Linked DNA regions of Homo sapiens: region 1 is linked to region 2. Evidence: read pairs that join two places in POLR2A ChIA-PET (ENCODE). Cell type or tissue: Caco-2. All regions are shown on one strand. Each heading gives the region's core, and the rest is flanking DNA. Links, peaks and the distances in the headings are about the cores only.

The links. ChIA-PET counts read pairs that join two places held together with the same protein. Peaks named below come from ENCODE experiments on the same cell type or tissue, not always from the same donor. Only the 100,000 strongest peaks of a DNase experiment are listed, where the experiment ranks them.
Region 1: POLR2A ChIA-PET joins it to region 2 with 6 read pairs; 4 of 35 experiments call an interaction of 5 or more read pairs at or near these places.

Annotation. Positions count from the first base shown.
Region 1 is chr20:44,290,924-44,293,836 of GRCh38, reverse strand. LOC124904910 (a long non-coding RNA gene) reads left to right here and starts at 2,482. Exons shown (of 2, transcript XR_007067597.1): 1 at 2,482-2,913. In Caco-2, for the core only: no CTCF peak of the experiment used is centred there; a DNase peak (open chromatin) is centred at 1,869.
Region 2 is chr20:44,232,430-44,235,342 of GRCh38, reverse strand. No RefSeq gene overlaps it. Among named protein-coding and RNA genes, the nearest start is that of GDAP1L1, 13 kb to the left of the region's middle. In Caco-2, for the core only: no CTCF peak of the experiment used is centred there; a DNase peak (open chromatin) is centred at 1,522.

The DNA.
Region 1 (2,913 bases), core at 323-2,822, 58 kb before region 2:
AACCCCGTCTCTACTAAAAATACAAAAAATTAGCTAGTCATGGTGGTGTGTGCCTGTAATCCCAGCTACTGGGGAGGCTGAGGTAGGAGAGTCACTTGAACCCAAGAGACAGAGGCTGCAGTGAGCCAAGATCGTGCCACCGCATTCCAGCCTGGGCAACAAGAGCAAAACTCCATCTCAATACATACATACATAAATAAATAAAATAAGGCCTCTGCTCCTGACACATCCTTCCTCTAACCTTCTGTGGGCGCATCAATGGGGCAGGGAATAAACTCTACCGACAGTGGGAGGTCCTGCAAAGTTTCATGTCAAAGGCCAGGAATGTACAATCCAATTGGGGAAGACGAATAGTCTAATCTACTGCCTTTACCTTCAGTACTTGAACTCTCTGAGCCTCAGTTTTCTCATCCATGAAACATAAAAACTGCACTTCTCAGGGTTAGAAATAATTTATGTAAATTTCAGAGTGCATAGTTAGTAGTCAATGAATGGAAGCTATTATTATCAGCTCCATTTCAGAGATGAGAAAACTAAGGCCTTTAGGTAATGTAGGTTGCTAGAAAGGAACCAAACAGGTCTTTGGAGATAAGCTGATGTGATCTAGGCAATTGAGTCTGTGACTTTGGCAGTGAGGAACCAATGAGCTAAAGAAAATATGCCCTTTAGAAGCCCTTACTGTCCTCCCCAGCAGGAATCCTGTAATGATGGAGAGACCTTTCTTAACAGTCTAAACTTTGGGGACACCTACTACCACAGTCCTGGCAGTGTTGTCCATCAGACTACTGAACTCTGATAGCCACCGTCGTCTTCATTTCTGAAGCACCTGATGGCAACTCATAGAAGGCTGGGCAGCTGACAGATTTCTGGGTAAATGCCTATGTATTGACACTTCCTGTCTCCCACTCTGGATTTTCTCCATGATGTTCTGAGAGACAGAATGGGACCAGGAGCCAGGCATGGTGGTGCACGCCTGTAGTTCCAGCAACTCAGGAGGCTGAGATGGGAGGATCACTTGAGCCCAGGAGTTTGAGGCTGCAGTGAGCTATGATCTCACCACTGCACTCCAGCCTGGGCAACAACAGAGTGAGACTCTGTCTCTAAAAATAAAAATAAAAATAATGGGACCAGGGAAAGGACTCCTAGGGCTCTAGTCCTCTTACAGTGGGATCCTGACCAAACCAGACATCACCCCATGCAGGGCCTTGGTGTCCCATATGTAGAACAGGTGGGTGAGGGGTTTCCAATGTCTTCCAGCCCATACCGAGTCTGCCATTTTCTTTCTTTCTCCTCCTCTCCTCTCCTCTCCTCTTTTCTCTCTCTCTCCCCTTCCCTCCTTCCTTTCTTCTTTCCTTCCTCCCTCCCTCCCTCCCTTCTCTCTCTCTGTTTCTCTCTTTCTCCTTCCTTCCTTCCTTCCTTCCTCCCTCCCTCTCTCTCTTTCTTTCTTTCAAGACAAAGTCTCCCTCTTGTTGCCCAGGCTGGAGTGCAGTGGCGCAATCTCGGCTCACTGCAACCTCCGCCTCCCAGTTCAAGCAATTCTCCTGCTTCAGCCTCCCCCTAGTAGCTGGGATTACAGGCGGGCACCACCATGCCTGGCTAACTTGTATTTTTAGTAGAGACAGGGTTTTACTATGTTGGCCAGGTTGGTCTCAAACTCCTGACCTCAGGTGATCCACCCATCTTGGCCTCCCAACGTGCTGGGATTACAGGTGTGAGCCACCGCGCCCAGCCAGAGTCTGCCATTTTCTCCAGCAGTCTACCTGATCTTCTTCTCATTCACAGTTATTCCTTATGCCAGAGGCTGCTAGCTGTCCAGGAAAATCTGTTCTCTTCTTCCTTAGCAATAGACTACCCAGCCAGATACTACATTTCCCAGCCTCCTTTGCAGCTGGGTGAGGCCCTCCATTCTTACCATTGGAATGTGAGCGGAAGTGATATGTTGCTCTTTCAAGTCTAGGCCTTAAACTATTGGGCATATGTTCCTCCATCGTCTCTTTCCTGTCCTATCACATAAAACCCGGCTTCTCATGATCGAGTTTTGACCATGCAGATGAAGACAATGCACTGGAAGGTGGAGTAACAGTCAGCAAACAGACACCGGCCAGTCTGCACCACTGAACTTGTTAATGGGAGATAACTGAACTTCCCCTACCCCTTTTAAAGATTTTAGTGATGGGGTTTCACTTTGTTTTCCAGGCTGGATTTGAACTCCTGGGCTTAAGCGATCCTCCTGCCTCAGCCTCCCCAAGATAACTGAACTTTTACTCTCTTTTTTTTTTTTGAGATGGAGTCTTGCTCTGTTGCCCAAGCTGGAGTACAGTGGCGCCATCTCAGCTCACTGCAACCTCCGCCTCCCAGGTTCAAGCAGTTCTTCTGCCTCAGCCTCCCGAGTAGCTGGGATTACAGGTGACTCCCACCATGCCCGGCTAATTGTTGTATTTTTAGTAGAGACAGGGTTTCACCATGTTGGCTGGTCTCAACTCCTGACCTCATGATCTGCCTATCTCGGCCTCCCAAAGTGCTAGGATTACAGGTGTGAGCCACCATACCTGAACTTTTACGCTCTTAAGCTCCAGGTGTTTCTTCCCTCTTGTTAAAACAGCTCAGCGTTCACCCTAATGATTCTGCACTTCCCAGCCCCTGTATTCCATCTCCTTTATTCCCACTTCTCCAAGCTGGGGTTCCTCATTCTCTTCATGCAGATATCCTTAGAAAAGCTACTGTGTGTTGGCCATTTATTGGAGACAGCTCATTTGGGCAACAGTCTTTCCACAGATTCTAGGAAGAGTTGCCAGCTCTTCTAACAACTGAAGACCCTCCCTGTCTCCAAACCGAGATGGGAGTTTCTCTGTCTTTGCTGTGGGCAGTCATCCCCAAATCTCAGCAGACTCTTCCTGCTGATCAGTCTTTCAC
Region 2 (2,913 bases), core at 226-2,725:
CATGGTTGTGGGTGCCTGTAATCCCAGCTACTTGGGAGGCTGAGGCAGAAGAATTGCTTGAACCTGGGAGGCAGAGGTTGCAGTGAGCTGAGATTGTGCCATCGCACTCCAGCCTGGGTGACAAGAGAGAAACTGCATCTCAAAAAAAAGAAAGAGCGAGAGATAGAGAGAGAGAGAGAAAAGTGAGCAAGAAAGAAAGAGAGAGAGAAAAGTGAGCAAGAAAAAAAGAGAGAGAGAAAGAAAGAAAACAAGAAATGCCTGGCCCCAAATCCCCAGCTAGGAAGCAAGCATAGCTGGCGTTGGGACCCAGGTCTATCTGACCCCCAAATCCAGTTGAGCTTGTCCCATCTCTTACCTCTGCCTCCATGTAGCGGATGCTGAAATGGCCACAGATATGGGTAGGGTCGGGGTGGGGAACATCTTTCAGCCCGTAAGGAGTACCCAGAAGATTTTGCTTCCAAATTCTGGGCAAGAATGGCTTTCCTGAGAGCAAGAAGTCACTTGAATTTTGCTGTGAAAAATCTTAACAGCTAACGCGTAACTTCTACATCTATTGCATCAGGGTTCACTGACTCGAGAAGCTGTAGGCATATGGGAGAAGTGTCATGAATGTGAGGCAAGCCAGGCATAAAGCAATGCTGTGTGGTGGAGACTGTGGCAAACTGGGGAGCACAAGTTCCGCTCAACAGGACAGCCGCTCCTCGTCCAGCCACTGGAATGCAAACCCAGGTGCCAGCGATTCTGGGTTTTCACGAACCTGGAAATCCAGAGGTTTGTGTGAATTTGCTCATTTAAAAATGTATTAATAAATTCGACTGGGTGCAGTGGCTCCCGCCTGTAATCCCAGCACTTTGGGAGACCAAGGCAGGTGGATCACCTGAGGTCAGGAGTTCGAGACAAGCCTGGCCAATATGACGAAGCCCCATCTCTTAATACAAAATTAGCTGGGCATGGTGCTGTGCGGCTGTAATCCCAGCTACTTGGGAGGCTGAGGCAGGAGAATCGCTTTAACCTGGGAGGCAGAGGTTGCAGTGAGCCAAGATGGCGCCACTGCACTCCAGCCTGGGCAACAGAGCAAGACTCCATCTCATAAAAAATAAAAATAAAAATTTATTGATAAATTTATATAAAAAAGAACACTGGGGCAGGCATAACAGAACATATCTACAGGGTGGATCCAAGCCCACACCTTGTCTGTTTGCAACCTCTGCATTAGAGCATTTAATTTTTGCCACACTCCCAGAGGCAGTATGTTTGGTAACATAGCACTCATTACTTTAACAGATACAAGTCACAGTAGCTAAACACATGGACGTTTATTTTTCACTCATATAAAGTCCAGTTGGCAGCGGTGTGGGGAGGAACAAAGAGTTCTATCAACTTTCCCTTGGGGCTTTGAAGCTACCCCAGGCATTGATATCCAATGGGCAGATGGGCAGAGAGAGTGGCGGATCATGGGGGTTTTATGGGCAGCAGCATTCCTCACTTCTGCCCACATTCATTGGCCACAACTCAGTCATGTGGTCGCCCCACCTCAATGCAAAGTGGAGCTGGGAAATGCAGTCCCTGGTGAGTGGCAGCCTCTTTCCAACACCTACTGCGTCCTATGGACTGAGAACACAGGTCTCTGGGGGCAGAGATCCATCTCTGCCTCACGCAGTTATTATCATCATCTCTATTTTACAGATGAAGACATGAATCTCAGAGAGGGTAAGTGACCTGTGAGAAGTCACACAGCCAGGAGCCCTGTCTTACTGACTCCAATCCAGGGATCTTTCCTCCATCTGTGTTTCTCAACCTTGCATCTCATGAGAATCACCTATGGCACTTGTTAAACATACAGGTTCCTGGTCCTCACCCCAGACTTTGAATCTGAATGTTCAGCGGAAGAATGTGGTAATCCTAGATGGTTCTTATATTAGGCTCTACACTGGTGGCTGAACCTTAGCACCATCTGGGTAGCTTTGTGAAACAAGAATCTCTTGGCCCTGACACCTAGCAATTCTGATTCAGTTGGTCTGGGGCAGGAGCCCTGACATGGACATTTTATAAAGCTCCCAGGTGATCCTGAAAACCACTGCTTCTGCTCCAAACCAAACTGGGCTGGTCATCAGTCTCACCCAGTAGAGATTTCAAGCTGAAGCAGTGAAAGAGAAGGTGGCGGGGAGTGGAGGGGTGTCAATCACTGATTTTTTACCCTGTGTGCACATTAGAACTAACTAAGGCCTTTTATAAAGTAGCAATGCCAGGAATCCAGCCCTAGAGATTCTGATTTAATTGGTTTATGGTATGGCCTGGGAATCCACATTTATTTATTTATTTATTTATTTATTATTTATTTTTAAGATGGAGTCTCACTCTGTTGCCAAGACTGGAGTGCAGTGGCATGATCTTAGCTCACTGCAACCTCTGCCTCTCGGGTTTAAGTGATTCTCCTGCCTCAGCCTTCCCGAGTAGCTGGGCTTATGCCTGCCACAACAACCAGTTAATTTTTGTATTTTTAGTAGAGACAGGGTTTCACCATGTTAGCCAGGTTGGTCTCAAACTCCTGACCTCAAGTGATCCACCCGCCTTGGCTTCCCAAAGTGTTGGGACTACAGGCGAGAGCCTGTAATAAAATAAATAAATAATAAATATAAATATAAATATAAATAAAATATAAATAAAAAATATATATAAATAAAAATAAATAGGTGCACAGCCTATTTATTTATAAAATAAATTTATAAAAATAAATTTATTTAAAAAATATAAATATAAAAAATATATAAATATAAATAAATAATTAGGCGCCCAGCCTATTTACTTATTTTTGAGACAGAGTCTTGCTGTGTCGCCAGGCTGGAGTGCAGTGGCATGATCTTGGTTCTCTGCAACCTCTGCCTCCTGGGTTCAAGCGATTCTCCTCTCTCA